Regions from separate parts of the Homo sapiens genome. Here region 2 is linked to region 1. Evidence: chromatin loops called from intact Hi-C (ENCODE). Cell type or tissue: IMR-90. All regions are shown on one strand. Links, peaks and the distances in the headings refer to the core of each region. The heading gives the core; the rest is flanking DNA. Region 1 overlaps GALNT7 (polypeptide N-acetylgalactosaminyltransferase 7). Region 2 overlaps GALNTL6 (polypeptide N-acetylgalactosaminyltransferase like 6).

Region 1 (16,037 bases), core at 6,054-8,553:
GCCTTCCCATTGCACTTAAAACCCAAACTCCTAACGTGCAGCAGCCCCCACGCTGTGGCCCTTACCCACCTTGCAGACCTCTTCTTGCTACTATACTTCTTGCCCACATAGTCCAGCTGTGCTGGCCTGTCTCAGGTCTTCTGCATATGCTCTTCCCTCCTCCATGAATGCTTGTTCCTTTCTTCCCATGACGGGCTGGCTCCTTCCCATCCTTTAGGCCTCTCTTGCACTTCTCTAACCATGCTGTCTAATTTGCTAAGGCCCCACTTTATTCTCTATTACTTCTCTTTAGCCATTTTCTTCATGGTATCTATCAAATTTTATAATTAGATATTGGTTTATTAAGTTGTTTATTGGCTGCCTTTCTCATTAGATAAGTTCCTAAGAGCAAGAACTATGCCTATTTGTAAGCCTAGTAACTGACAAGTAGGAACTCAGTAGTAGTACCCAGTTGGTAAATATCTGTCGAGAATGAATGAACGTGTGAATGAAATCAGCCAGGGTTCAAACCTTGATGCCATCACTAGATGTGAGATCTTTGACCAGTTACTTGTCCTCTCTAACCCTCAGTTACCTAAACGTTAAGACAGATCTAACCATACCAATCTCTCAGGATTAGCATTAGAATTAAAATGACATAATTGACTACAAAAAGTCTTTTATTAGCCTGTTGGTTAGAAACCTGAGTATTATTAGCTGTTTTTACTGCTATGGTATTTTCTTCCTTACCTTGTTGTCAACATTCGAATGTTTTCAGTTACTATTTAGCTTTGATAGGCTCTGTTGCTTTTTGGAAAACATAAATGTCACACATTGCCTTGTCTACATCCTCTTGCTTCTACTAGTACCTTCCATGATGCTAAAGCCTTCATTTCCTTTGAAAATTTCAGACACACTGATTTCCATGGGAACCTCGCATCTCTGAGTCCTCCTTGCACCCCGCAGTTTCCTTCCTGTCTCCTTTCTTTCCTTCTTCCATGCCTTGCATAGCCAGTTCTGTCCCGTGTTCTTTCCTCTGGCACAACTGGAGCAGTGCCTAGAAATAGGACATTGCATGTTTTTGTGTATTATTTCTGTAAATATTGTGTCTCCAGTAAAATTAAAAGGCCCAAATCTATTTTAGTAAATGCTCCTAAGCCTCTCTTTGAAATCCTATACTAGTGATAAAAGTCATTTTTTAATATTTCAAAATGCCCAAATATAATAAATCCCAGAAACTTTTTTAAACTGAATCCAAATTATTTTTTAAACTGGATTCTTTCTCCCACTTAAAAAAAATGAGATAGGCTTCATTCCTTTTTGAACACTTACAATTCAGTGTAGAGTATAACATACTTTTCTAAGTAAAATTATTTATACTTTAGAATGTGGACAATCTTTGGAATTTTTCTCTAAAATAATAACCAACCATGAATAAAAATCGCCTAAGTGTTGCATATTACCTAATATGCATATTAGCACTTGTCTGCTTTTACTAGCAACATATTGAAAACATATCGCACATCCATATTGTGCACATGAGGATGCACCCTTCCTCATCCTCATCCCTCATGGGGAATGTGCTTGGAGCCCCTCAGAAGCTGGCTTGCTGTGGCTGGCTTTTTGCCGCTTCAGAACACAGGCCCTAACAGCCTTGTTCTCCTGCCTCTGTCTGTCATAGAAATGAGGCACCTGCATAGCTTAGAGACCAGGCTTGGGCTGTTTGTCCAGCTGTGACATCTGACACTGTGGTTAGCTTGTTCGTTCTTGCGGCTGTTGTGTAGTCTTTGTAGATGAATGTTCTCTTCCCTAGAAGCAGGAGAGAACTGTCCAGCTGCTGGCATGACTCACACTTCTGTATGTGATAGCTTTGAATTACATTCACTGACTGAGTAATTTATTGGCTGTTGATTGCGTGTTAAAAGGGTGAGTAACAGTATTTTGAGTGAACTGGAGGCCTGCTTCTTTTTTAAAGACTTGAGCCAAGAATGACTTCACCTGCCTTCACACTTTTTTCTATAAAATACAAATATGATTTTCTTCACAGTTCAACAGATATTGAGTATCTCTAATATGTAATGCACTGTCCCTGCCTTCAAGGGGCTCACCATCTACCACTAGGGAGAAAGGAAAGAATGCCATAATGTAAGGCAGAATGTAAGAACCATTAGAAAGGTATTTTAATAATGTGGTTCAGAGGAGTGAGAGGTCAAGTTACAGGGGAGTCAGAAAAGGATACTTTGCCAGGCATGGTGGCTCATGCCTGTAATCCCAGCACTTTCAGAGGCTGAGGTGGGCTGATCGCATGAGTCCAGGAGTTCGAGACCAGCCTGGGCAACATGGTAAAACCCCATCTCTACCAAAAATACAAAAAAATCAGCTGGGCGTGTTGGCGCATCCCTCTGGTCTCTTCTACTTGGGAGGCTGAGGTGAGAGGATCCCTTGAGCCTAGGAGGCAGAGGTTGCAGTGAGCCGAGATCACACCACTGCACTCCAGCCTGAGTGATAGAGTGAGAGCCCATCTCAAAGAAAAGTAAAAGATAGTTTTCTTTTCTGAGGGGGATACTAGGGAAGACCCTGAAGGATGAGTAGGGTGCCTTCAGGAAGAGGGCACTTGAACATGTAGTAGAAGACATGAGCATGTAGTGCGGTTTACTTGGATCTGGAGGTATGTGGAGGGAAATACAGCTGGGAAGATAGTAGGGCATTGGAAGACTACATGCCATTCACAGAGTCTACATTGAATCTGGTATTTGGGAAGACCCACTGAAGGTTTATAAAGAGAACTTTGGGGATTTCAAACTAGTAGAGGTGTTAGAGTAGATTAGGGGGTGGAGGCCTGTTAGAGGGTTAGTGGCATTTGAGTGGGAACTCCAGTGGAGGTTATAGAACCAGAAAAAGGAGATTCAGTGTAAGAGAACAAAAGAGTTAGAAGCAGTAGGCCTTGGGAGGTGATGGAGTGGAAGGGGAAATCAAAGATAAATCCAAGGCTTTGAAGCTCAGTAACACAAAGAGGAGTGGTGCCATTAACAGAAAGAGGCTGGTTAGGATAGAACAGTCCACTCTGCCCAAAGCTCGTTTACCTGAACTGGTCTGCTGCCCGGTTTAGATGAATTCATGCAGAGCCAGTCAGGATAAGGAGCCTGTTTATGGGAAGAAGTAGAAAATTCTGTTTGTGGATAGGTTAGATTTTCTTCTGATAAAGTTTGGGATTTTATTTCCTTTTACTGTGAACTGCTGATGCAAACACTTGGAAATATTCTTACCCTTTTTTTCTGCCCAACAAAGCAGACAATCGGAGGTATTCTGATTCAAACAAATGAATTAAATATTTTGACTTATTGAATGAATTCATTTGCTTCTAATATTTAACCTTTTCTCCCACTTACACACCTTTTGCATTTCTGTTTTGTAGAAAAGCTATCTTAGTTGCAATTACAAAGTGAGATGATAGATGTAAAAGTGCTTTGAAAATTCTAAGAGCTATGCACATGTTAGTAAGATCGTTAATATCTTTCTTAAGCTTGTCTATGGGAAATATTTTTTAAAAAGATATTTTACATTTACACTCATGCCTTATATGCCAGATAATTCTCCTCTTACCTGAGTCCAAAATAAATATTAATTCTTATACTGTAATTTTATCTAAGGTGAATTGTGTTTGTGAGGTTTTCTTATTCTCTATCCATATTAAAGGTTCTCTTTGATATCTACCAAGCTATTTAGAATGTATTGCTATAATTTATAAAATGGTTGCTATTTTTAAAACATTGATTTAATTGGAATGCTATAGCTTTCCTTTTAGTTTTGTTTTATGTATCTTGATCCATAGATTTCAGCTAGAGCTAAAACCTTAAACTACTCATAAAACATTAAGACAAATATTTAGAATATATAGAAATCATACATACACATACATATATGAATCATGTATATGCAGAGGTATTTGTACTTTGCCCTAGTTTCTGTTTTTGGAATATGTGGTGGTTCTATGTGACCATCCAAACTAATTGATGACAATTTTTCACACACAATCCCTTTTTTACATAGATTGCCCAAAACATATTTTATTTTTCAGACTACAGTTTGGCAATTTTAGGTCTAATGTTCAGAAAACACATTTGAAAGTGGTTTCACATGACCCAAGATGGACATGTTGCTTACTGACCTGAAAATTTTTACTCTTGGAAACTAGACTACTTTGTGAATTCAGGGGTTTTCCAGATTTACTTTAAAATAAGTCCTTGTGTTCTGATGTCTACTTTTCTTCTTCACACACATATAAACACAAAAACATATACACATTGCATGTTAGAATTTTCTCAAGTTGATTTTTGTTTAAGGTTCTGGCTAACAACAGATGCATTTAGACAAACTGAAATTATTTTAAAAAACAGGAGTTAACTTACGTTACCCCCATTTCTACAGCAGTTTAGGGAGGTACCATATTTATTTCAGTGAGGCTACAAAAACTGGAAATCAAGGTAACTTGTTTCTCTAAACTTCCATTAGCAGAGTAGCAGCAATCTTGAATCCCTCTCTCCCTGAAGTGCCTTCTTACCCTTGATAGGTTCTAGATGGCTCCCTTCCCTTGGTGGAAACGTCCTTCTGCTGCCCAGACCTCATTTGGTTGATGAGAGCCTTCCCACTCTCTGGTTATTGTCCAAGTTGCTCTATTGACAGAGGATTTATCTTCATTTCCCCTCTCTTCATCCCTCTAGCTCTGCCACCAATGTTACAATTCACAAAGTATGCCTGATAAAAAGTTATAAACTCACGTTGCATTTATTGTATTTTCACAGACCTCTACCCCCAACTACGAATTTAGAAAAAGTTTCCTGGAGACTAGTTTGAAAAATATTTACGGTGGCACCACTAGATATCCCATAACAACCCACCCCAGTGACAGACAATTTCAGGAAAACCTTGACTCTTTTTTTCTCTCCGAATAAGTCTTTTGCCCATGGGAAACACCAACACAGAGATTAAGGGATGTTTTTTGTACCCTTTCCTCCTAGAGCATCTCAGTGTTTGAGCTAACAGTCTTTTCAAAGTATTTAGTCATTGTTCTCTGCCAAAAGGTGATCAGTTCCTTCCGAAAGACAGCCTGTGCCAATAGACCCAGACATGCTAGAGTGCAGTGTGCATGGCGGAACACACGCCCCTTTCCCTCAGTGGGTCAGCATGGTCACCTTTGGTAATTTAGCTCAGACTATTCCAGAACCATTAGATACAGGCTGTCTACTACAATATATGTTTCTTTGATGCATATTGGCTCCTGTGTGTTTGGTAAATAGGGAAATTATATCAATTCAGTGTGTAAGTTTTTGTGGTTCATAGATTTCCTCTTGCATATTAATGTTTGGAAGTGATCAGGAATAAGGTTTCTCACAGCTAAAGAGACAGCCATAAAAAATTATTTATGAAGACCTTAAGGGGAAAAAATTCTCTTCTGCAGAAGTGTTTTTATTTAGTGAAAGAAATGGGGAGTTTACCGGCTTTAAGACTCACTCACTGTAGTTGCCGCTATATTTAGCTGTCTGAAGAAGCTGCACGTGCATCCAAAGAAACTGAGAAGGAAACTGATTGATGAAGAAGGCCATCCTTGGATCATACTTTTAATTTTGGTGAAATTGCTCTGTTATTAGAAATGAATGTCTCCAAAGACCTACAAAAAGGAAAACACAAGCCTATGGGTTTTAAGTTTGCAAAGGATGGACTGTCATACGAAATGCAAAAATTAGTTGCAATTTTAACTGTGCTGATTGGTTTTGGTTTCTTTAGGGCTCTGGTCCCAAAGTTCCTAAAGTTTGTGTGGTCTGGTCATTGTCCCTATTTTTTTTTTAAGTCCTATTGCCCTCCCTCTCTCCCTCCCTCCCTCCCTTCCTTCCTTCCCGTATTTTTTTTCTGAAGTCTTTCTTTCTTTCTTTGTTACTTTCTTTGTTTCTTTCTTTCGCATACCCTTGCAAAACAGAGATTGCTAGGACTACATATACGAGGCAGAAATGCCTATAATTGCACCTAAAAGGTAGGCATAGCCAGACTGCTGGGCTTAGGGCTATGCTATGACTGCTTTGCATAATATAGCCATAATATAAAAGGAAGAATGGGAGATATTTTCTATATTTTAGATTAATAATTTACATGACACTGTCTAGCTGGTAAACCAAGCATAAACCAACACTTATATAGAAGGAATATCCCCTACCTCTCCATTTATTGTAGAAGCAGAGCATCTATTCTGAAAAATAGACGACTCTCAATAGACAGCAAGGATTACATATGGCCACAATGGGGAGAAACTTGGCCCAGTTTAGAGCCAGGACTCAATTTTGCCATAGTCGGCTATAAAACTCCAGATGACTTCACTCTTTACATTTACACATGTAGATCTTTACCTCTGGAATATCTGGTAAAAGGACCTGCGTTGGAGAGAAGGCAATCTTTAAAAGTAGTTGAACCAGGCTAGAGGCAGTTAGGGGAGGCTTCCTTCCTCTCATTCTGAGTTTAAAATTGACTTCAACTCCTTGATCTATAGGAATCATTTGTGACAGTTTCCCCATGGTTAAGGCAAGTCATTGGAGAGAGCTGTAAAGCAAGATCATAAGCACCAATTTTTTTTTCTTCAGAAAGGATTGTAGAAGTAGTAATATGAATAATGGTTGAATAATTGTTATATAACTTCTTGAATGCACTTATAAATAAGTTAATTATCTTTGCTCATTTTAAGCTGAATATGTAAAAGGTACACTTGGTATATCATAAATAGATTTAGTCTTTCATCATTTTTGCAAGATACAAGTTGAAAGTGCTAAGAAGGAAAAAGGGCTTAGCACCAAAGCCAAGCTAATTACATGAGTTAAAATTATATAAATAATATAGTTTAATTACATTCAGTAAACTTTTAGTCTGTCCCTGGGAAATGACCTGTAGCTTTGCTTCCCTCTTCACTGAATCCTAGGGGAGATTCCACTCTTCAAAATGTAGCTATTGTATAGGAGGTAAATCACATTTTTAATAGCCTGGTGACTTATTTTAGAATGAACCCTGCCATTTTAATCAAATGGAAAATATTCGTGCATTCTCCAGAGTAGAAAGGCCCAGTGAGCGAACTAAAACCATGATAAGGGCTCTAGAGAAAGATTTGAGAATCTAAACTCCACATTCTTAAGACCCTGGAGATTCACAAGTGTCACTTTAAAGGAAAGTGTTGTAGTCTTCAGTAGAAGGATGTACTTCAACTTTTGTGAGGCAGGAGCTCCCTCCAGAGTCCACACGTGGTAAGCTGCAGGCCTGCTGGAGTGGGTCCCCATCCAAGGAAGATATTTAAGGCTGATTTCTTCTCCCAGTGAGATTGAGTTGGGGAAGGGGTATTAAAGGAGGACAGAGAAACTCTCTTGAAAGCTTCTATTGAAGTCTGTGTAAACACAACTACTTAAGAAAGCAGCCTTGGGTATTCTTATTTAAATCAAATACAAAGAAGAATCTATCTATCTTCTGGGCAGACAATAATGTAACCTAGACTAGAGTTTGGTTGGTTCTTGACCTCATATCTTCTGTCATTGTGGTACTAGTCTCTGGCTCCAGGGTCATATGCCAGATGTTGAGGCTGATGAGTGGAAGGGCTGGAATTAACAGTGTGCTAAGGGTGTGCACCAGTAGACATAGAGTGGCCCAGAAAGGGTTCAGCCCTAGTGTACTTATTTACACTTGTTTATATGGTTTTCAGGAATACTTCTCGATCACTTCAAATGAGGTCTAAGCTGTGTCTTCCACTTCCACATAATTAACTCTGTTGCTGTGACTGCTGCTTTTCTTATCTCTCTGTTGCAGCAGCTGATGGAGATGGGGGGGCCTCAGTCAGTGACAGTAAGGATCAGCAGCATCACTGTCCCTGTGTTACACCTATATGCCTAGCAGTATGCTGGGTTTTTAAATGTACTATCTCCTGTGCTTATAACCATACTGAGATAGTATATTTTCAATTTCACTATATTTTTGGATGATGAAAGTGAGGCTCAGAGAACTAGAAAACTTGCAGGTCACGTAACTCGAAGATGGAGATCCTGGGACTCAAATTCTGGCATATACACCCATTGCCTTGTTAGGGATGCTAACAGCCAAGAGGTTGTGTTCCAGTTTGCTACAGGACATTAACTTCTTTTTACAGGGAAAGTTAGAAAAAGGTAAAAGGCAAAGGTTTAGTGTGTCATTATTGCAGAATTTTTTCTTGCCTCCTAAGACAGGGTTTCACAATCTCGGCACTTGACATTTGGGCCAGATAATTCTTTGTTGACAGTTCTTTGTCCTGTACATTGTAGGATGTTTAGCAGCATCTGTGGCATCTACCCACTAGATGTCAGGAACACACACATCCGCTTCCACCTCCCTAGTTGTGACAACCAGTTCTCCAGATGTTGCCACATGCCCCCTGGGGGGCAAAATCACCCCTGATTAAAAATCACTGCTGTAAGGGGTTAATTGAGGTAATGTTATGGGAGGAGGGTGTGACACAATGAAAATAACAGAGATGGATTTATAGGATTAAGGGGAAGAATTGGAACAGATTGATGAAATGGGACAAATAGATAGGAAGACTTTGTCCTAAGATGAAGATAGTTGTTAGATTAGTGGAGGGGGTTACATGCAGGTTCACAGGCTCCATCATGGCAGATCTGAATATTGTTGGTGGTAGTACAGTAATCATTCATGGATGCATTTATAACTCTTTCTCTCTTCTCCCTCCTCCCGCTTTTTTTTTTTTTAATAACAAATACCGGGAGTGGAGAAAAAAGATCCAATCCTGCTATTTCTCTAGTTCTACCTTTTGGCCAGTTGGTGGCCACTGAGGGCGTTTCAGAATTTGGTGTATATTTGTCCAAACTTTATTCTGAGTTATATTAAACTCATTCTCCTCTTGAATTATCCTCCTTATTTCTTATTTCCATTACTTGGTTTTGTTTTTTGTTTTGTTTTTGAGAGAGAGCGTCTCCCTCTGTCGCCCAGGCTGGAATGCAGTGGCACGATCTCAGCTCACTGCAACCTCTGCCTCCTGGGTTCAAGTGATTTTACCACCTCATCCTCTCCAGTAGCTGGGATCCCAGGTGCCCGCCACCACGCCCAGCTAGTTTTTGTATTTTTAGCAGAGACGGGGTTTTGCCTTGTTGGCCAGGCTGGTCTCGAACTCTTGACCTCAGGTGATCCACCCACCTCAGCCTCCCAAAGTACTGGGATTACAGGCGTGAGCCACCATGCCCGGCCCATTTCTTGTATTTTTAATTAGAAGAATTGCTAATACCTGTGGGGGGAAATTATTTGAAGTAACAAGAAAAATATCAATCATGCTTATTTTATTAACCTTCAAAGACAATTTTACAGTATACTTATCAGGACTATTATAAGAAATTCACTTATAAATATTGTAGTTACATACCATCGAATGCCAGAATGAATTATACAAAGGTAAAGTACGTAACAATACTATGAGTCCTTGCTCAGTGTCTTCAATAGGTTCAGGAAGAAGATGTACAATGAAGCTAATTTTACCATAGGCAAATTGATATTGTTGACTGAAGGAAAAAAATTTAAGCTTTTAAATAATTAAAGTTAGTTCTATTTGGAAGTCTTACTGAGGACTATAGACTGAGGCTTATAACCCAGAAGCAATTCTGTCAGGCTGTTTTAAGGCAGTATTTTAGTTTATGGTTTACATGTAGGTGGTGAAGATTTAATATGTGTAAAATTATATCTAAGTTTCAGTGTAAGAGTATATTTGGTGATAGGTTATAGAAGTATAATCATTAATTTTGTCAAATGTTATTTTATGTATAGGAAAAGACAAGGACTAGGATCATTGATCTTTTAAGAAATGTAGTGACTGAGGCAAGAGTTGTGGTGGGGCCATGTGTTTTATTTTGTTTTGTCTTTAAAGTATTTTTTACAGAGCTGTATGTCATCACTGAATCAAGAGCTTTGTGAAATTATGTTGGCAAGTAGAAATGAGCATGCCTTTTTATGTTTGTTATTGTGCCTTACAACATAAACAAGAGTCAAGTTCCTATGGCATGTTTCTGGTCACAAAAATATCACCAAACTTCTAAGTAAGGACCAAAATACTTCTAATATTAAATATTGAAATAAATGTGAAGTATGCATACATTTAATAAATATTAATAAAAACAAGTAAGATGATGATTTACTCAATTTTTGGTGAACCCATGAGTGATGGTACTCATAGTGGTGGTGAATTTAATCAACGAGTAAACGTTTACGAAGCGAAAATTGTCAGGAGTACCTTCCACCACCATGCAGTTCAAAAACAAGCAATAACAAATGTGGGGAGCTTGCTGAGCGCTTCTGTCCCACATCATTTATTGTCCTGCATCTGTATAATTGTCGTCTACATTACACATTTTTATTTCACAGTAATTTGTATTTATTCATATAATTTGCAATCCACTCATTCCAGTTTAGGGTGGTGTGCAGCCAGAACAAATTCTGGCTGCTGAAAACACAAGATGGGCACCCTCCCTGGCCAGGACGCCATCCTATCACAGGTGTACTCAGACACACCCATACTCATTCACCCTAGGCTATGTAGACACAGCATTTCACCTAATGGGCACAGCTTGGGGATGTATATCCAGAGAAAACCCATGCAGACAAGGGAAGGGTGTGCAAACTCTACCCAGACAGTGGCATCAGTTTTTTTTTGTTTTTTTTTTTCTCATCAGCATTAAAACAAAACAAGGTTGAATGAGGCAATGTTATTCAAGGACCTGCACTACACTTATTTAATAACTTGGCTTGTCAGAGCTTACAGAGCACCCTTTAACGTGCTTAAAAAATAGATAGCTACAGCTGGGCATGGCAGCTCACGCCTGTAATCCCAGCACTTTGGGAGGCCAAGGCGGGTGGATCACCTGAGGCCAGGAGTTCGAGACCAGCCTGGCCAACATGGTGAAACCTCATCTCTACTAAAAATAAAAAAAAATTAGCCAGGTGTGGTGGCACGCACCTGTAATCCCAGCTTCTCAGGAGGCTGAGGCAGCAGAATTGCTTGAACCCGGAAGGTGGAGGCTGCAGTGAACTGAGACTGTGCCACTGTACTTCAGCCTGGGGGACAGAGCCAGACTCAGTCTCAAAAAAAATTTAAAAAATAAAAAATAATAGATAGCTGCAAATAATTAGGCTTTTATTTATGTCAGTTAACTATCAAAATATACAACATTGAAATTAAAATAAAATTTTAATCGTTAATTCATTTAAGAATAATAATTTCATTACATATTACATATTTTATGAAAATAATTTTTTTAAAATTAAAAGAAACGAGTATCATTGTCTTAGATTTTTACCAACTTCTGTAATGTCTGGCTTATAGAAGATAACTGAATTCCAACACCTACCTCTGCATTCAGTCTATGCCCCTGGGTTGTTTTAGTTGAAATATATGAAGAAAATCTGGCCTCACTCAGATATGTAATTGCAAAAGGGGGGAGCATTTTAATAGCTTTTTTCAAGTAATTGTGGATACTCCTTTTTGATACTGTACTAAAAACTAGTGGTAGTTTTTTAAAAAAGTAGCTGCAATATAGAATCTGAAAGCATAAAAAAGAACCTTTAGTACTGTTTCTAGTCTGTCTTGCACTTTAACAGGACATTTTACCATTGTATGATGCTGTAATATCAGGAGTTGGTCATTTGGAAAATATTGGTTTCCCAAGTAATGCAGATCTTTTAAATATTGACAATTTCATTATATAATGATAAGAACAATACATTTGTTAACATCATCATCAGTCTCATTGGAAAGGCCTTAACTCCTGAGAAACTGTCATATTTCCAAATTTCTTAGTTTCGCCTGAGAGCTCAAGTTTTGTCATTGGCAACAAGTGATGTCAGTTGTTTTTGTTGAAGTGACAGGCTCCCTTCATTCATGTTCAAAAAACTTCCAGATAACCAATCTCAGTGACCATAGTTTGTCCTTTGTTTCTTTCAAGTGAAAATGGCATTCTATTAAAAAATAAATCATAAAAACTTATTCAGCATACAGATCAGTCTCAGACGCTTTTCCTTGACACACCCATCATAGTTGAATATCTAATAGAAGTCTTTCATGCATACTTCCCATTTCGTCTCACAGAATATTAAAAAGGCATACACTCAAGGGATTTAATAAAATTAATAAATCTTCATCAAGGAAGACTTACTGCTTCATCAAGGTCATTCAGTGTAAGTGGTATGTGTTTTATATTTAGGGTATATTTATGAAGGTATATTAAGTATATTAGGGTATATTATTATGAAGAATAACTTAAATATGGGTACCATTTGGTGTCATTGCCTTGATTTATGCTAAGGCACCAGCAGTTTTACCCACTTTGCTTTGGTACCATCAGAGTAAATATCCACACAGTGAAAAAGATAGTATCTTCATATGATCAGCAAAATAATTTTGACCTCACCAAACTTCAGAAAGGGCCTTGGGGACCCCACAAATCTGTGGATCATACTTTGAAAAAGCCGCTGCTATAGATTTTAGAATGAAGAAGGTGAATAATAAGTTTCCTCAGAAAAAGTTTGTCATCAGCAGTCTTCCAGTTTGATTATTGACAAATACAGCATTATTTTATAAAGTAAAATTTAATCTCTTATACTTGATTTACTGGTAATTTCAGAGATTCTGTGCTTAGTGATGATTTAGATAATTAAGATGCTCACTTACTCAAAATTGTATTGAGCTCTATTTTAATTAACTGATACAGAAGAAAAACTTGATTTTATATTGCAGAAGTGCAGTCAACATCTGCACAAACATAGATGGCCGGATAGTATGAAATCCTATCTCTACACTAATTACTTAGGATTGATGGATAAAATAATAGCAAATCGGCCAGCTTTAATATTCCTGGGACTAAAATGGTTTTAAATGGTATAGGGCAACCAGCCTCCAAACTGGAAGGAGTAATTTATTTTACCATCATCCTATTAATTAAAATTAAAGGAACTCATGGGAACAAAACCCAAGGGTTCAAGGTTCATCAATTTATTAGTTGGGTATTTTATTATAATATCAGTATTTTGTAATGATTGCTTTTGGAATGCCAAGAATTCATTGAACAGGGTTCCCAAAAGTTGTCCATATTTTTTAAAGTCTAGAGATAGTGCTAAGATAAATATAAACACATCATAAAATAAGATCAATGGTATTTACATGATGAATACCTGTGGTCAGACATTAGTCTGATTACCTAGGTTCTAAACTGCTAGCTCATTGGTTTGGAACATCTGCAAAGCTATTCCACGCAAAGCCTTCCCCCTTTAGCAAGTTACTTTTATCAATAAGTAGTGATATACATAGACAAAATAATTGTTTTAAAGTTAGTCTTAGGACCAAATTTTCAGTAGGAAAATAATATACCAACCTGAGGGCATATTTCGATTTTTCCACCCCCTCCACCCTTCCCTTTTCAAAAGAAAAATATCTGCTATATGATACCTGAGTAAGCAGTAACTTACTGTTTGTATTCTAATGATTGTAAAACGTTAAGCAGATATATAATGGAATCAGAAGAATTCACCCAAAGCCAGAGTAACTAAGATATGAGTGGTTATGATACCAGGCAAAATGTTATAAGACAAAGCCAACCTTGCAAGATGATAAATTGTCTTATTTTTCCCATCAGTGTCCATTATAAGGTATAATGTGTGAGTCTACACACTGTGGTGTTGATTCTTGTATCTCTGTCCCAATACGGTGTGAGTTCTCTGAGCACACAGTAGGGTTAGATGGGTATTGCTCTTCCGTATTATCCTCTGAGTCTCAATTTTCTTATCTGAAAAAGAGGGAGTCGTCAATTTTTCTAACTTGTTTTAACCACAAGAAGCCCCAGAATCCTTTTTCAAGTGACTTCCTAGGCAACTCTATGCTTTTGTTCTTGGCACCTTCTTTAAATCCGTGGGCTCCTCCAACAAGTTTGGAAACCTGAGACCTAGATGTTTTCCCAGGTCTCTCTCATTTTAAAATTAAGTTTTTCTGTGTTTCTACATTCTCCCCTGGGTGTTCCACAATTGTTTCTCTAGATAAAAAAGCTGAATAGAACCAGCCAGCAAGCAGCTGGTGTGCAGCTGTTATCACTCGAGCCTGAACTTTGTGGCATGCTTTCTTTTGTGGTATTGCCTCTTCCTGCATCCTGGAGGGGGGAGTGGCTTCACAGCCCTTGGGCCACTGCCAGGTGCGACAGCTCTTTTTGGAAAATAATGATAGATGTGGCATCTATTTACTTGGCTACCTAGTATTGGTGCAGAAGCAAATGCTGCTTTGATCCCAGCACTTTAGCAACTTGCACTGTTTGGCAAAACTTGCGCTTCATGTACAAGCCACTCAACACTGTGCCCATCCTGGCAAGGAGAGCATCAGACGCAGCCAGGATACCAGGCTTGCCCTTCTTCGGTTTCCCCAGGAGCAGGCAGGGGACCAGATGGATTAGCTGGAGGACAGTCAGCCATTTTATATTGCCAAGCTCAACCATGCTAGCATTTCCAGGATATAATCCTGTTATGAGAATGTCTTCCTCTATTAGCCTTTGTTTGTGCCAGCTCCAGGGGTGGAGGAAACCCATTTTGCCTGACATACTAAGAAGTGACCTTTCCAGAGCCAGCTACTGTTTGGTGAATAGTTGTCATGGTCTTTCCCCATATCTCTGTATATACATTCATGACTTTTAGAACATAGAAAACTTATTTTTTGTTCTAAAAGCTTATCATCCCGTATATTTCCTTATCCTTTACCCTTACCAGCCTTCTCTACATGACCTCAGGTTTGTGACATGTTTAGCTCACCACCTAGCACATGGTAAGCAGCAAGTACATGCTAGCTGTTTTACTAGCAGTGATGGTGGCGTAAGCATCTCTCTCTCTCTCTCTCTCTCTCTCTCTCTCTGTCTCTGTCTCTCCACCCCCAAGACCCCCTCATTCCCCCCAATCTCCCTCCCTCCCCCACCCCCCACCCTGTCTCTCTCCCTTCTTCCTTCTCTGAAGCAATATGGGATTGTCTTGAATTTCTTCCACATGTCTTTTCAGAGTTTTTACCTTTTTCATTTCTTTTTTCTGAGTCTAGCGCTTTGCTTTCATCTCAGTCTTCAAATGGCCCAGATAAACTGCTTATCAGAATGGATGGGAGCCCAGTGCATAAGATTGCACTTTGGGAGTCACATGGTAGCTTTTAAAGGGAATGGCTTGGACGCTTCAAGAACCTTGCTCATAATATATTAAATGTGTCATAGAATTTTAGAACTGGCCAGGCTCAATGGCTCATGCCTGTAATCCCAGCACCTTGGAAGGATGAAGCAAATGGATCACTTGAGGCCAGGATTTCGAGACCAGCCTGGCCAACATGGCGAAACCCTGTCTCTACTACAAATACAAAAAAATTAGCTGGGCCTAGTGGCGTGCGGCCATGATCCCAGCTACTTAGGAGGCTGAGGCACAAGAATTGTTTGAACCCGAGAGGCGGACGTTGCAGTGAGCTGAGATAGCACCACTGTACTCCAGCCTGGGCAACAAAGCAAGACTCTGTCTCAAAAAGGAAAAAGAAAAAGAAAAGAAAAGAATTTTAGAACTGAAGGGGGCCAGAGGGGTTCCTTGGTACTGTGAGAGATCCCTCACTTTGTGGATAAGGAATCCCAAGTATAAACAGTATGTGATCATCCAGGATTAAATTAAGTGGCTGAGAAGAATGAATCCAGGTCTTCTAGGACCGACCTTTCACTATACCAGACAAAAGAGCACGAAAGTGTGTTGATCAGAGCAGTAGTTTTAATTGTAGTATTTTTGATACATTTGTGAAACATTTTATAGTAATAAAAATTTTTACTTAGGAGCAAAAGAAGTATGTTATCAATCCCAAGGTAACTCTTTTTAAATGTGGACATATAAAATTCCAATTATATGTAGAAGGGCCTCTGCTTAAATCTAAGTTGTAAGAAGTTATACTATTAATAAGAGAACAGATATAAAAATAATAAAATCCTGCCATTTTCGGCAACATGGATGAG
Region 2 (16,037 bases), core at 6,591-9,090, 430 kb before region 1:
CTGAGTCTGTCTGTCTGTCTAATGTGTGAGGGTAATTTGCTGTGTCCCTTCCCTACCCTTAAGATGTGACTTGACTTCATCTCATTTATTCCTTAGCTGGGCATTTTCATGGGTTCTGTCCTCTAGGATATAATGCCCCACTCTCTTCTTTCTGGCTCCCCATTCTTCTTTAACTGAAATCTTGCTCCCTTTAGCTAAGGGAGAAACTTCCATGCACCTGTGAAAATAACTGTCACAGCCCCCTTCCCAGCACCTGAAGTTCAGCAATATTGACTCTGCCCCAATAACATGATACCAGAGCATGGCAGAATTAAACAGAATGTTCTGCCATTCACCTACTCTTCCTCCTCCCTCCCTGCAGACAGGGATATAGGCCCGAGGCCTATATATTAGCTTCATTTCACTTCATTTTCTCACCCAAAGCTTCATTGCTAAAATATCACCTTCAGCTCTGCTCTCCTCTTTGCTTTCCTTCTCAATTCAACAACTCTTCTTTTTTCCTAATCATTTCAACATCAGTATTAGAATGTAAACTCCATAAGGGCAGGGAGCTCTGCTTTCTTCCATTTAGTCAGTGCTGTGTCACTAGCATCTAGTCTCTGTGCATAAAAGACACTCAACAATATTTATTGAATGGATGAAATAAATATTAAGATTGGAAGAAGTGGTCAGATAAGGTTGTGTATATTTGAAAAAGGGATGACAGTTTTTCAGAAAAGGATGCTAGCTGCAGAGAATGTTGTGGCAGGACTGAGCACAATTATCTGTAGGGTGTGACCCACAGAGCAGCCTAAATGGAGCATAAATTCTGATAGGGGAGTGGTAGAAAGTAAAGAAGAAAAGGAAGAAATGAAGAAGACAGCAGAAGGCATTTATCCAGTATGTAGAAAGAACAAAGATGATAAATAAATCTTTTAGAAAAAATAGAAGGCATTCCTGAAGTCCTTTACACCATGAATGAAAATTAAAATCATTTTTAAAACCACAACCTAGGAGATAACATCTTTAACAAGGGGGCCAGGAGATGATATTGATCTTCAGTTCTGTCCTTTTCTAACAAATAACAAGATGCTATGAGCATCTTGTGCTGTCTAGATTCTAGACTCCACCTAGAGCCCAAGCTGTTGGGGGCAATGGGCTTCAAGAGAGTTCACCAAAAATCCATGCTCGAGAGCAGGGCTGGGAAGGGCCAGTGGGCTTGTTGGCGAGTATAATCTTAGAACTCATATGTGTAGACTATGCCCTTAGAATGGGAGGGCATAACAAGCCTGAACAATATGTATAGCTCTAAAGTCTAGCGAAGAAAACTAAGCCTTACATGTGGTGTGCCGTTGAAGCCTGCAGTATTTATATTTAAAGAAATGATGAAAACTGTAATCTGTGTCCAGGGGTCAGCGAGCAGTCTCTAGTCCTGAATTACTCTCTAGTCCTGAATTACTCTGTTACTCTGCCACAGAGAAAGAACAGAGTTGGCCACAAGGGCTTTCAGTCAGAACCTGACTTCCATGGTATAGTGTGTGTGTGTGTGAGTGTGTGTGTGTGTGTGTTTGTGTGTGTGTGTTCATGTGTGTGTGTGCACATATATGTTATAATAATAAATTGGGATCAGGTTATTTATATATATTTATATTATTTATATGTGTATGTGAGTATATATATTATTTATGGTGTATGTCAATGTGTCTGTGTATGTGTAAATTTTGCTTGTAAATTGCTTCAAATGTAAGTTGCTTTTTTAAACAAAGTGGATACATATAAATAATAGGAGTGAAAAAGAAACAAAATCTGGCTTTGAGTCTATGCTGCTGTCTTCTCAGTGGGGCTGATTTTGTTCAGGATCACTCGTGGAGGTAGGTGAGATTGGCTTCAGGTGAGAAGGCTTCAGAAATGAGAGAATTCCCTATCTCAATCCTCTAACAAAGTCAGAGCAAAACTTTTTAAAAATAAAACAGTACCGCACATACTCCCCTGATGTAAATAGAGTTGAGTGACACTAGAAAAGTAACAGACTTTCATGAGCTTATATGTGACAGAAGTCATTAGTCTTTACTGTTTGCTGCTTGGATTATTTATTTGGATCTAAGCTCAGTATCTGAAGTGAGGCTACATCCACAGAGGCACTGGTTTTGACAAGATCATCACTCCCGCCTTCAACAAAATAATCAAGAAATGACTATGATGCTAAATCGGTGGGACAATTCTTTTTTCTTTTTTTTTTTTTTGGTTATCTTTTCTTTCTTTCTTTCTTTCTTTCTTTCTTTCTTTCTTTCTTTCTTTCTTTCTTCCTTTCTTTCCTTTTTGGTCTAATACTTCTTGGTATAGATCCACCTGGAAATACATTTAAGAGAAAGAAATGTCTGTTTTTGTGTCCTGGAGTGCCAATGAAAATGAGACAAAATGGAGTCTTGCGGGAGGGAGGGAGATTATATGGCATAATTCAGTGGAAAGGCTGAGGCCAGGCTGCCAGTGGAAAGGCTCGTGCTGGTTGGCCACTCCAGGTTGCAAATTCTGATTCAAAAGTGACCTTGAGGGCACCTTCCCACTCCAGCCTTCTTCACTGATGGAGCTCGATGGTAACACAAAGATGTTTGCCGTTTCTGTGTCTTCCTCCAGCATGTTAGCGTGTTTTTCTATCAGTGGGAACTAGGTTGGAAGCCCCAGACTCTGCCCAGATCCTGCTTCTGGGATTGAGGTGAGCCAGGGCAGGAGAGCAGGAGCTTAGGATCTCCCAGCCTGCACTGGATTGGTGGGAAAACTCATCCAAGGCCTTCTAGAAGTGGTACACAAAGGGAGAAATTGAGCAAAGTGGTGGATAAGGTAAAAGTACACATGAGAGAAAGAATGATTACATCACAAGCCACAAAAAAAAAGAAAGCAGGTTTGAATACCATGTAAGAGGAGGGAAACTGTAGGGGAAAGCTGTGCGTAGCTGAGAGAACTGGGATTTGCACATACAGAAGCTAGTGTGGGATCAGGCCATATTTCCCTCCTCCCCACATTTATCCCCCAGCCATTCCACCAATTTAAAGTTAATGAAGAATACAGCCTAGCTAAATGTTTTTTCCTTTGCTTAACACTGCTCCAAGAATTTACATTTTAACTTTTTGTAGTAATAGAAACCATCTCATAGATGATAATTGTAGCATATGGAGCAGGTTTGAAACATACAGTTACAACTCAAGTGGGCATGAATGTAACTTTTTTTTATCTCCATAAATGAGCCTTGCAAAGCCCTGGAGTCCTGCTTCCACCGTGAGCAGCAGGCTGGCTCCCAACACATTTGGGCCCAGGACAAGAGTGCAAATGAAGGCTCAGGTGGCATATGGCTAAGTATTTGGAAGTTTATAAACTGAGCTAGCAAACTACTGGGTTCTGCTCTGTCCTCCTTTCTTGATCAATATACCTTCAAAACAACCCAGAGAGTAGGGATGCATGGAGAATTGCTCCTTAGCGTCCGTTCAGCTGTTGCAGCACCTGCGGACAGGCAGGACTGTAGCCCACAGCCCACACCTTCCCTTCCTAATTGTTCTGTGCCTCCACAGCCCATGGGCACACACGATGCAGGTGGACAAGGAAGCCCACACATCTAATTCCTTCTACAAAAATAGCCATCCTTTGCCCAACCCCCAGCCCTAAGGATATAAATTCCAAACCACGGGAAAGCAGCCCATGGAAAAAGAATCAAATAATAATGGAATGACTCAGGCATTTGAAGCAGGCTCAGAATCCTTTGTGCAGGGAATAATGCAGTCTGGAAAACCCAGTTCACAAAAGGTGTGCAGCCTGTGGGGATGGGGGGAACGGGACATCCCTTTAGCCTCCAGACTACCCATCCCGTAGGGAGAGGAACATCCAAAGAAGACCAGAGCACGGCCCTCTTTCCTGAATCTCAGGTCACTGGACAGCAGTGAGCCCCTGATGATCTCACCAATTAAATGTGTATTTCTTCTGATCCAGAACTTGGTCTCTTATGGGTAGATTCTCAGTAAATTCCCAATTCAAACTCAGTCAATTCAAAAGTCTAACTCCATGCCGGGATTGTTTTCCTTTCCAAACTGCTCTGCTCACCTTTCCTCCATTCTCCTCCACTCTCAGGATGGCATCTTGATCATGGGCCAAGTCACAGTGGGGGGCAGGTGTCATCTGATGCTTTATCTTTCTCAGCTAGCCTCAGCTAGTTTCAGATTGGATGCAGCAGACCTTTCAAAAGAGGCTTTGTCCTCACTTGATAGAGTGCCCACAGATGTCATGTCTCCATCTGCTCTCTTGCATGGTAGGGTCACTCTCCCACTGACTCAGCTCTACTTAAGTTCTAAGATCTGGCTAAGGACTAGTCCAAGAGGCCCGGTTGCAGGCTTTTACTGAGCCCTAGCTTTGGTTTGTTCAGCCGCAAATCTCAGAGATGAGTCCCTTCACCCTGCTTCATAGTGCAGGTTCTCTAGCTTTCAACTCTCATCTGGTCCCTTCCCTCCAACAGGCAAGAATTCCACCCTTTGCGGGTTACAGAGAACCAAGAGGCCCTATCTCAGACTCTGTCTGCCTAACCACACCATGCCACTCATTCTATTATAATGAGCTTCCTCATGTTGGCATAGAGCATGTTACTTAGAGGTATCTGCAAACCATGAATTCTAGGGAGGAAGTGGGGACAATCCCTCTATGTTCTGGAATCCTAAAGCTGATCTGGAGTCTTTGTCTCCCTACCACACTCCACCCACCACAATCCATTAGAACTGGGCCAAAACCTCCCAACTTTGATTTGTTGGAACCAACACCTCATGTTCCCGCTTTCAACAAATCATTGCTCTTGCAAATGAAAGCTCTGTTTCTTCGATACTATGTTATTTTGAAAGCCAAGCTGAGCAGTGACTTTCCTATTCTTGGTGGTGCACTGCCTTCCTCTAAAGCAAAAGAAGCCTGAGCTTCCATGGGTGGAAAGCCAAATGCAACAAGAAAAATAAAGAAGAAAAATTTTATCAATAATACTTTCTTTCAAAAATACTATCTCACTATACAAGTTTTTTTTCACTGCATTCTTTAAGTGGTAGAGCAAGGAATAAAAAATAAGCAGCCTTCTGCTTGCACTTTAGACATTGAAGGAAGAAAGGAAAGGCAATTCTGCTTAGGAGGAAAATACAGAGGACCAGGCATGGTGGCTCACGCCTGTAATCCCAGCACTGTGGGAGGCCAAGCCAGGCCGATCACCTGAGGTCAGGAGTTCGAGACCAGCCTGGCCAACATGGTGAAACCCCATCTCTACTAAAAATACAAAAATTCACCAGGCATAGTGGCAGGCACCTGTAATCCCAGCTACTTGAGAGGCTGAGGTGGGAAAATTACTTGAACCTGGGAAGCAGAGGTTGCAGTCAGCCAAGATTGCATCATTGCACTCTAGCCTGGGTGACAGAGCAAGACTCCATCTCAAAAAAAAAAAAAAAAAGAAACAAACAAAAAAAACATTGAAGTGCTCTAACCCTGACTAAACCCTCCTTATTTTGTCAATTGCTTTCCCTGCACCCCACGTCCCACAGGGAGGGAAACCTGCCTGTCATCCTATGCCTCCCCTCACTCAGGGGCCACAGTCAGCCCTGCTGTCAGGGAAGGACCATTTCCATCAAGGTATTCCACACCACATACCCAGACACAGGATCCTATGAGCCTACCAGTCTTTTCTTCAAATGTATGATCTGATCACCATCATGTGTTAAATTAGCATAAAAAAAGAGAAAAAAACAGAATAAACCAACAGAACCTAGAAGAAACAAAGATACTTATTTTAAATAATCAAATTATCCTCATCCACAATCTAGAACAGTTTCTGTGTAGAAAGGGAACAAGTACAATTCTCATGTATTTAAAATATGATAACTAAAAGAAAAGATTCAATGGATGAACCAAATAATAGAAGGAACCAGGCTAAAGTCCACGCTGGCAATCTGGAGGAGAAAGTCAAGGAAATCCCTCATGCTATAAAGCAAAAAAGATGGAACCAAAATCTGGGCTATTTTCCTAGGGCTTCCATAACAAAGTACTACAAACTGAGAGGCTTGAAGTAAGTGAAACTTGTCTCACAGTCCTGGAGGGCAAGAAGTCCTAAGTCAAGGTGTCGGCGGAGCTATGCATGCTCCCTCTGAAACACTGGGGAAGGATCTGTTCCAAGCCTCTCTTAGCTTCTCCAAGCTGCATGCATTCCTTGGCTTGTGGAAGCATCGCTCTGGTGTACTCCCGTGCCTTCACATCCTCTCCCTTCTGTATGTGTATGAGATGCAACCTGAGAAAGAAGAGTTACAACACAGGACAAAGGCATGCAAGATATTCGCCATCCACCTACATGCACTCTTCGGAGCGCAAAACACAGACAGGAGAGGAAGAGAGGCAGGGTTCAGATCCACAAGGATGTCAGCAGAGAGCGTGTCTGCCTGTTCCTGGCTGGAACTTCACACAGTGACTCCTCATGGTACCTACTATTTGTTGGATGAAGGAAAGAGTTTGGAGTCAGTATTGGTAGGGATACTCTGGGCTATATCTTTCTTTCTACCCATCCTTTGGCACCTCATTGCTTCAGGTTCTGGAATCTGATATCCATGTTTGAGCAGCACAATGAAAGAAGAAGGTAAAATATTTACTAGAAAGTAAATGGGGATGCAGGGCATGGGATCTGTAGTAGGAAGATTCCTCTTGCCTCTAGAAGGAGAAAATACACCAAAGAACTTCAAATGCGTATTTAGACACAAGTGAATTGGAATAACCTAAATTGCAAGTATTTATTCACCATAATTGAACATTTTGCAACTCACTGTCTTTTCTGAAAACAAAATGCAGTAGACATAGCCTTTAAGTAATAGATTTCTAACTTCCTGATGTACTTCCAACCTTTGCTTCTTGGTATCTAAAAGTTTAACTAGGCACATCCTGCAAACTACTTCTTGGCTCCTGAGACATAAAATTCATCTTGGTCTGATGAATACTTTCTTCCAGTTTTATTTGAGAAATTCCCTAGAAGATATGGATAATTTTAAAAGTCTGAGAAACGAAATCAAAGGAAATCTAATTCCACAAAGAATGCTGAGTCTAAAAAATAAATTATAATTCTGGAAGATTGAAATAACTCTTTGAAAGACAATATCCCCATAAGTATACATATATCTAGAATGTGTATTCAAATAAATTCCACCGAAAGCCTATTTTTCTCATCTGAGGTCACACCATAGCCCAAATAATTTTATCTTAGCTAACATAATATAGTGAATTTAAAGTAACAACTAAAAATTCATTAAGATGAATGCACATAGTAAAATAGATAAAGAGAATTTTTCCTAAAGATGCTCTTTTGTTTTATACTTTTGACATGGCAGAGATAAAGGAATTCTTATATATAATCAGGGCCAAACTTTACAGTTTGAAAAAATATATGCGAATGGCTGATAGTAAAAAGATGACCAATAGAGCAAATCTTTAGAAAGATTCTATTTTTAAATTCAGAATTATTGTAGAAATCTAGGCCAGAATGGGACTGCTATTGCTTGTGATGCTGAAGTGAGCCTAAAATATTAAAAACGACAGTTTACTCAAACTTTTGTTTGTGTTATACTGCCACTGCCACCTTCTGGTAAAAAAGTGAATTGTTTTTAAAAGAAAACGGACAAAAGGTCAAAATCTTTGTTTTTGCAAAGGAGGCTTTAACTCCTAAATTAAAGGTAATGTACACAGGGAATCAAGAGGAATAACATCCAGGCCGGATGCCCAACGTGTCCCTAGTTGAGAGGTATGAAATAAACCCTAACTGTAAGGTCATCAAGCAGCCACACCGTGGCATTATTTATAGGTGAGTAGATTGATTGAGAAAATCTTTCTGGTCTCTCCTCTAACTGAACTCCCATGAAGGGAGTGCACTGTCACTCTCCATTGTGTAAGATGTGGGGACCAGAGAAAGAGATCTCAGAGATTCTCAAGGGTAGGTTAAAAAGGTATGTGGAGATAAATGTCTGGGGCCTAAAGTAGATATGAACAGAAAACAAGATTCACAATCAGGCGGGAGCAGTAGCGCACGCCTGTAATCCCAACACTTTGAGAGGCTGAGGCAGGTAGATCACTTGAGGTCATGAGCTTGAGACCAGCCTGACCGACATGGTGAAACCCTGTCTCTATGAAAATACAAAAATTAACAGGGCATGGTGGCACATGCTTGTAATCTCAGCTACTGAGGAGGCTGAGGCAAGAGAAAGCTTGAACCCAGGAGGCGGAGGTTGCAGTGAGCGGAGATCGCACCACTGCACTCCAGCCTGGGTGACAGAATGAGACTCCCTCTCAAAAAAAAAAAAAAAAAAAAAAAAAAAAAAAAAGATTCAGAGTCAAAAGACACGGGCTTATTTATTTACCACGCAAATATATGGGTGCTGGCTGTTCAGTCTTGGAAGCTGCAGCTAATGCAGAGTGGCCTAGAACCCAAGCACAGTAATAGATGAGGAAAGCCTTGTCTCTGCTCTCTGAGTGGAGATGCATAAACACCCGCAACACACCAGGATTCACCGAGTGTACTGCAGATGCTCTGCAAACTGCTCCAAATTGATCTGCCCAAAGGGACTAGGTCAGAAAAAAATTGGAGAGGGGCGTCAAGAAAAGCCTCAGCGAGGTGAGATTTGGACTACACCTTGAAAGATCAGCACAAATAAAGAAAGGTGGTGGAGATGGGGAAAGAAAGATGACTTCCAGGGTAAGGAAACCGTGAAAGCACCAAGGGGAAAAATCACAGGTTTGGCAACTGACAGGAACCGGAACTGGATGTGGGGTCTGGCTGGGTCTGAAGGGCCTTGCTATGACCTAAGTGTTTGTATCCCTGCAAAATTCATATGTCAAAGCCTAAAGCCCCAACATGATGGGATTTGGCGTCAGAGCCTCTAGCAAGTGATGAAGTCATGAAGGTAGAGCTCTCAGGGATAGGATTAGTGCCCTTATTGAGGGAATAAAGAGACCAGAGTTCACCTTCTCTCTCCACCATGTGAAGACACAACAAGACGTCTGCAGTCTGCAACCCCAAATGAGGGCTGTCCCCAGAACCGGACTGTGCTGGCACCCTGATCTCCGTCATCCAGCCTCCAGAACTGTCAGAAATTAATGTCTGTTGTGTGTAAGCCACCAGCTCTATGGTACTTTGCCAGAGCAGCCTGAACCAAGAGAAGCCTTGAGCCTCATATTTTCCTCTGAGTCGGGAGCCATCACAGCTTTCGGCAAGGATAAAGCCCTGCGTGGACACTAGATTTGTCATCTTGAGGAAATTGCTTTACTTCTGTGGACCTTGGGCTTCTCGGTAAAACAAAATGAAGTTGCGGAACCAAGATTCACTTCTTGATCTGTCTGACTCCACTCTCTGCCACAGCAAAAATGCTAACATCTGCCTATCTCAGATGTTGTGTGGGGATGGTGGGAAGTTAATTACTTACTCCCAGATCATCAACAAAGCTGAACTAGGATTTCACACAGAGACAGAAAGTACGCGGTTCCACCAACTGGCATTCAATGTGTAGTAGCATGCTAAAATATTTTAAATTAGACCATCCTAATGCTTTTGGAGACTCTAAAGGTCTTTCTCATTTAACACCTGTTATTATCTCTACCAGGAAGAAACCCAAATTTAATGATCTGTGTCTGTGATAAAGTTTAAATTATCATCATTCTTCTTCTAAGCTGCAAAGATGTGTGACTAGGCAGGCTCAAAAATTTCTCTCCAAAGAGTTGCCCTTTGAAGAGCAGAATGACCTTGGGCCAGGCCCCGGTAGACTGGCTTCCTCCATAGTGTGTAATTCACCCCAGGAGCAGACAGCCTGAGGAGCAAGGGGGTCAGTGGGCTCACACAGCCCAGTGCCAGAAAGGCCAGAGCCTCACACCTGGAACAACTGGGCCGCGGTCTTGAATATCACCTGGACCCACCTCTGTCTCTCGTCTCTCTCTCCTATCTGGGTGGCTTCATCCTCCCAGGCCTTGGGTTTTCACTAGACAGGACAAAATCGTGGCCACAGGTGGTGCTTGTCTCACCATCTAACAGCTCTGCCATCAGAAAGAAGGGGCGGTGATCCCCACCAGCTCCAGCTAGAAAAACGTGAAGGGAAGACCTATCTTGTGCAGGCCTATGTCACAGCCACTTCCACCCCCATGGCTCTGGCCAGGTGGGAAGAACTGTGATTGGCAGCCCCACAGAACCATATGGTGAGAGTGTGTGTGTGTTATGTGTGTGCGCTTGGGGGTGGGGGGTAGGGAGTGTTACACACTAGAACATGGGCGTTCTTCCGGGATGACCCAATAATAAATATCCATTGCACCTGGCCGCAAGACCAGACCATAAGCTAAGTATATTGCATCCAGCTTATACAAGTTCTTCGGTAAGCCAAATTTATAAAGTGCCCACTATTTTCTTTTCTCAGTAATTCTGGAAACCTTATGTTGATAGTTTGTAGAAAAACTGCAATTTAAGGGAGAAATGATAACCATTTATCATTCTGAAGATACTGCTGTGAGTGGATGCCAAAGAGCCCTTAAGTTGAAGAAAAACTGGGGAAGGCATCTTTTCTTATCATTCCAACAGTGCTCTAGACAGGGCGAAATAAGGCAACTGGAATAGGTGAAATCTGCCTACTTCACCCCTCCATAGCTCCAATAAGCTGCATCTCCTGGCTTTCCTCCTCTGCTCTCTGCCTTTCCAAAACCTTCATTCCCTCACACTTGAGCTCCATAAGAATTAGGAACAAGGGCTGATTTGACCAAATACCCATCATTTATAGTTAGTGTGACTTTAGGTTATCATTCTCTCCTGAAGTAAGCAGCTAACCCCAACTCTAATGCCCCATTCTGCAATAAGAGAATATTATTAAAAACAGCATTTCTTGATATCTTGGAGTTACAGTGAAAGTCTCAAAACTGAAGTCAGTGGATGGCAAAAACTTCTTTCCACAGAGAGATGCTAAATACTCAAGACAGAAGGGAGTAGTCAACTTCCCCAACCCCTCATTTACAAGAAAAGACTCCCCTTTGGGAGGCCGAGATGGGTGGATCAACTGAGGTCAGGAGTTCAAGACCAGCCTGGCCAACATGGTAAAACCCCGTCTCTACTAAAAATACAACAAAAATAGCTGAGCGTGGTGGCGCATGCCTGTAATCCCAGTTACTCAGGAGGCTGAGACGGGAGAAATGCTTGAACCCAGGAGACGGAGGTTGCAGTGAGCTGAGATTGCACTATTGCACTCCAGCCTGGGCAACAAGAGGGAAACTCCATCTCAAAAACAATAAAAATAAAAATAAACTCCCAAGAATCCCTTAACAAGAAGGACTGACAAGAGGAAAGACATCTCACTCTCTGTTTGGAGCCTCCTGAGGTATAGAGAAGTGTGGACCCACCCTGGGTTACCTCTGGACTGGAAAGTAAAAGAAACGCTGAGAACCATGAGAGCCCCACATGGCCCAGGAGTTTAGAAGGCCTAAGTGAAGAGAGAAGGTGTCTGCCCTATATGTGGAGCAGTCCCAAGGCTGGAGTATGGATGGCGTTGCCCATTACAGCGAGGTAAGCATGGGCAATCAGGGAGAAGCTGGTGGTTTGACCACTCATGCCACTGACAGGACAAGGCACTTCCCAATAGGTCAAGAGGGCAGAGCACCAAGCTTGCAATGTCTTTGAAGGACTGTGCCCGAGAGAACTGCCTGCCAAGGAAAGAAGAGGATGGGCTGCCCTTCCAGCATGGGAGTTGAGGGAGGTGGAACCAAGAGATCAGCTGGACAGGAAGACATCAATCATGTCAGGGTGGCCCCTGACAAATGCACCCTTGGAGAGGGCCAATATCTGGGCACCTGCCATGACAGAGGAAACCCAACAGCCAAGAGAGATCTAGAAAGAGCACCAGCTAATCAAATGGCCATTGGCCGCTTTCCTCCACTGTCTCCTTCTCTCACCCTGGAGGAGCCTGAAGCAAAGCAGGGAGAAATGGTGATATGAGGAGAATGACAAAACAATGTTCTCTATCTTCTTCATGGCTTGTTCAAGAACCATGAGTGAGAACTGTGTTGAGGGTGACAGAAAGAGAAACTTTAAACTGGGGGAAAATTATAGTTTTTATTCTGATTGAGATTTCTGTAATGCCTGAAGAAGACACTGTTCTCCTTTGAATTCATCTATACCTAAGGTTCTAGAACCTGCTCAAGATGTCACCAAGAAGCAGGAGAGGATAAGCTGACCAAAAGTGTTTGAAAGCAGTGACAGGAGAGACACAGAGCAGGTTCCAGCTTCTGCCCTACCAAGGTCGCACAGGTCAATAAAGTGATGAAGCTGCACTGACACCTTCCATTATGCAGTGAAAGGCTTTCTCTTGATAAAGGAATTTGAAACAAAGTGAGTGAGAGGGAGGAGCATGTTCACAAAACAAAAAGTGCTAACAACAACTTCCCACAACCTGGCACGAGAGAACTCCAGCTGGGAATTGCTGGCACTTGAGGGAGACCTCGAAGGATGAGGAGGTTTTGGAAAGGTGGAGGAAGATGAAGCTATTCCAGGTATAGACAATAACATGAGCAGAGTCGCAGAGACAGGTCCAGAGAGGAAGAATGATCTAGTTTTAACAGTCTTGGCTCCATGGGGAGTTCTTGTCAGTGTTAAAACCAGAAATACAGTGTGGAGTCCACACACGGTATGCTTAAATCTAATCTTTAAAATGTGGATTTTATTCTTTAAATAAAACCATGAGAGGCTTTTGGGCAGCAAACCACCATTATACTAATGGTATCTGTGTTTTAGGAAAATAACTCTGGTGACAGGGTGTACCATCCGGAATAGTGAGAGTAGCAAGAAGCCGAATGCACTCCGATTGGTCAGGAAGTGAATACCATGTGGATACCAAGAGACAAAATCATGGCTGTGGTTCCAGAAATGGAAAAAGTAAGACTGAGTAAGCAGATAAGTTAGAGGTAAGGTAGACAGGACTGACCGCAGCAATCCTCATAGACGTGTCTCTGAATACATTACTGCGGTTTGAACATTTTCCCACAGGACTTCCAAAGAAATTCCCTCATTTCCTAGGGAAACCTAGAGACCCCCAAAAGGCCAGCCATGCTCTATGATGCCCAAAGTTCAGCCCGGCTAATGAAGAGTGAACCTCCACCTGCTGATGGGGCTTTTGCAACTCGGGGCCACTGTTTCCTCAGGGGTATGGGGTCATCTCTGCTGCCTGGCAGGGCAATGGCAGAAACAGCTCTGCCTCCCTCTCCAAGCCCCCAGCAGAGCCAGAAAGGATCTCTATTCCAGTCCCAATCAGGTAGACAGCAGAAGGCTGAAGCAGCTTATTACTCTGCCCACTTGGTTCAGCATGGCCCATTCTTGCTTCTACAATAGCAGGCAGAAAAGAGAAACACCTGAAATGTATGTTACTGTGATAAGTTTTCCCACCTGAAGAAAACCCTGTGACTACCACAGCCAGGAAAGAGCACGATCTCACAAGCTGTCAGCTTTCACTTCCCTTTCACATCCAGTTAAACTCCTCCACAGATGTCATTACCTGGGCTGGGGAAGTTTCCTACATATTCCTCAAAAATAATACTTTATGCAGTGCCATGCTCCAAAGCATGATTTTTATCAACCTGTGTTTGGAGATGACTCCCAGTTACCCTTACAAAGGCTTCCTATGAGTTGTGGCAGTTAGATCAAGTTGGATACAGAAGCCCAGACATTCTGAAGAGGAAAAAAATCAATGTAAATACATGTAACTTCTACATAAAATATGCTTTTACCTAATTGAAAAGTCATTATCAATTAGCCAAATGCAACTTTAATCAGACATGAATGATTGAGGAATTCTATATTTAGAAGAACACAGGTTGGCATTTGAAAACCTTCATGTCTCATGCCATTAGCCTTGAAAACCTTTTGCCAGGTAACTGAGGTGTGAGTTTTAATTCCCAGTATCAAACCAAGAATAAAATTATTTTAATTATGGTCAACTGGGTAAGGAACATTGATGATCTAATTGCCGAGCTGTAATTCTGTATTCTGTCCCCAGGAGACACACACCTCAGCCAAGTGCTTCAATAATTCATTAAAGCACTTCCCTGTGCATCAATTATCAAATCATGTGCCTTGATTACTTTACTTGGGGAAAGTTACCCTTGCGAAAAAGACTTTTACCAATTATCAAAACACAGAACCTCTAACCTACATTATACGATTTTCATTAAAATAATACAAAATTCTACAATAGCTCTCAGTTATCTATGTGCCAAAAACAATAGGCAAAATGGTTACAAGGGCCATAGCCTGACCAGCTTTATACAAAATTATGAGGTAGGTGGTTTGGGGTTTTACCTCCCTAATTCTGGTTTTGCCAGTAGTTCATCATAAAGAATTGTTTCAATTTTCTTTAAACATCAAAATATTTGTGGTCCAGGATTAGATCGTATCACCTTCATATTCCCATGATGCCAAACTCCATGCTTTGAATATAGAGTACATAGCAGATCATCAGTCCGCTCTTTTCCACAGGTCATTTGTGACTTTGATCATCCATAGTTATTGTTTTATATATACTGTTTTACCCAAAAATTCAAATGAAAAAAAAATATGAAAGAAGGTAAAAAACAGTGAACAAATGTATAAATAAGAGTCTATAAATAGAAACTAAAAATAAGATAGTCTCAAAGTGTATTTCCTTAGATACATAGAGAAGGCATTCCATAAATATTTGTTAGGTGGTAAATCAACAAAAAAATTAGAAGAGAATAAGAGGGGAGAAAGCCTCCATTTTCAGCTTAGTGGCCAAAGATTTTGCCCTTACAGCCAATAAAAAGGAGTAACATTCAATGTGAAATTTAACTTTTCTTCCTGTACTGATCCACCTCCCTATGATAAAAGCAATTCTAAACAGAAAATCACTGGATTAATGATGGCCAGAGAAATATAGATGAGGAAAGGACAATTCACTGATTGAATAATCAATCCTGGATAGCTAAAAACTACCTTCATGGGGTTTACTAACTCATAATAATAAAAAGCAATGAGTATATTTATCCTCTGTAATTATTTCCATTACCAACACTCTTCTTGATACTGTAGTTTTAGGACCAATATGAACACTAGAATTGAGCACAAAGGTAGTGTATCTCAGTGCAACTGTTTTTTATTATTTTTTTCTGTACCTACTATGGAAAGGAATGCCTCCAAAACAGGAACTTAATGTAGTGCATATTTGTCAGTGTTTGCTCGCACAGCATGGAAACATGATTTCTATGTTTGGAAATCTAAGGTGAGGGAAGTGGGGGCAGTTGAGAGATGGGGGGGCACAGATCTGAGTTCTGCCTCCTCCCGTCACACCTCCCACCTCCCACACTGCACTTGTGATCCAGTGATTGTGAAGGTGATCAGGAATTTTGAATCTTGAAAGGATGGGGCATGGGCAGATGTAGACAAAGACTATTCACTGTAGCAGCAGCGGTGAGGGTGGAGTCAAGAGCCCAGCAACGTGGCAGGAAGTGTCCGGTGGGCGGAGTCCAGACACGCAGTGTGTCCACAGGGATGTCCCAGGGTCAGCTGTCCTGCCACACTGTTCTTGTGGGGGTGGCAGAGGAGTCTTGCCCATGACTTCAATCTCTTCTTTCCCACCTGCTTACCACACACAGACAATTTTGTGAGCCACCTGTGGTGCTTGTAACAAATTCCTTCTCTGTTTAAGTTAGACAGAGCGGCTTTCTTTTGTCTTGCAACCAAAGTCCCTGCTTTGTAGGAGAATAAAATACAATGTTTAAAGGCATAATTTTCTGGGAAACGAAACAGGTGCAAATTCAAAAATTAGACTCAAGTTTAGAAATAGCATGCTTTCCCCATCTTTCACCCCTCCCTACTTACAAAAACTTCCTCTGATGTATATAAATAACTCATATAGGCACCAAAGACTCCACTCGACAGCCTGTTTACCCTTTGAAAAATACTTTTTGCCTAATTATAATAAAAAAGTCTTAAATTTGGTATTTAGATAAATTCGCAGGTAATCAGGTTAACCCATCACCACAGG

What was found. Peaks named below come from ENCODE experiments on the same cell type or tissue, not always from the same donor. Only the 100,000 strongest peaks of a DNase experiment are listed, where the experiment ranks them.
Region 2: a loop joins it to region 1, with 6 times the contacts of the local background. A loop is called at or near these places in 3 of 110 quality-filtered maps.

Annotation. Positions count from the first base shown.
Region 1 is chr4:173,250,698-173,266,734 of GRCh38, forward strand. All of the region lies in intron 2 of GALNT7 (polypeptide N-acetylgalactosaminyltransferase 7), which reads left to right. LOC124900812 (a long non-coding RNA gene) reads right to left here. Exons shown (of 3, transcript XR_007058367.1): 2 at 13,631-16,037; 3 at 5,821-11,994. Among named protein-coding and RNA genes, the nearest start is that of MIR548T, 9.4 kb to the right of the region's middle. RefSeq lists an enhancer at 4,070-4,119. In IMR-90, for the core only: a CTCF peak has its summit at 7,253; a DNase peak (open chromatin) is centred at 7,234.
Region 2 is chr4:172,822,849-172,838,885 of GRCh38, forward strand. All of the region lies in intron 7 of GALNTL6 (polypeptide N-acetylgalactosaminyltransferase like 6), which reads left to right. Among named protein-coding and RNA genes, the nearest start is that of GALNTL6-AS1, 100 kb to the left of the region's middle. In IMR-90, for the core only: a CTCF peak has its summit at 7,599 (motif pointing left); no DNase peak of the experiment used is centred there.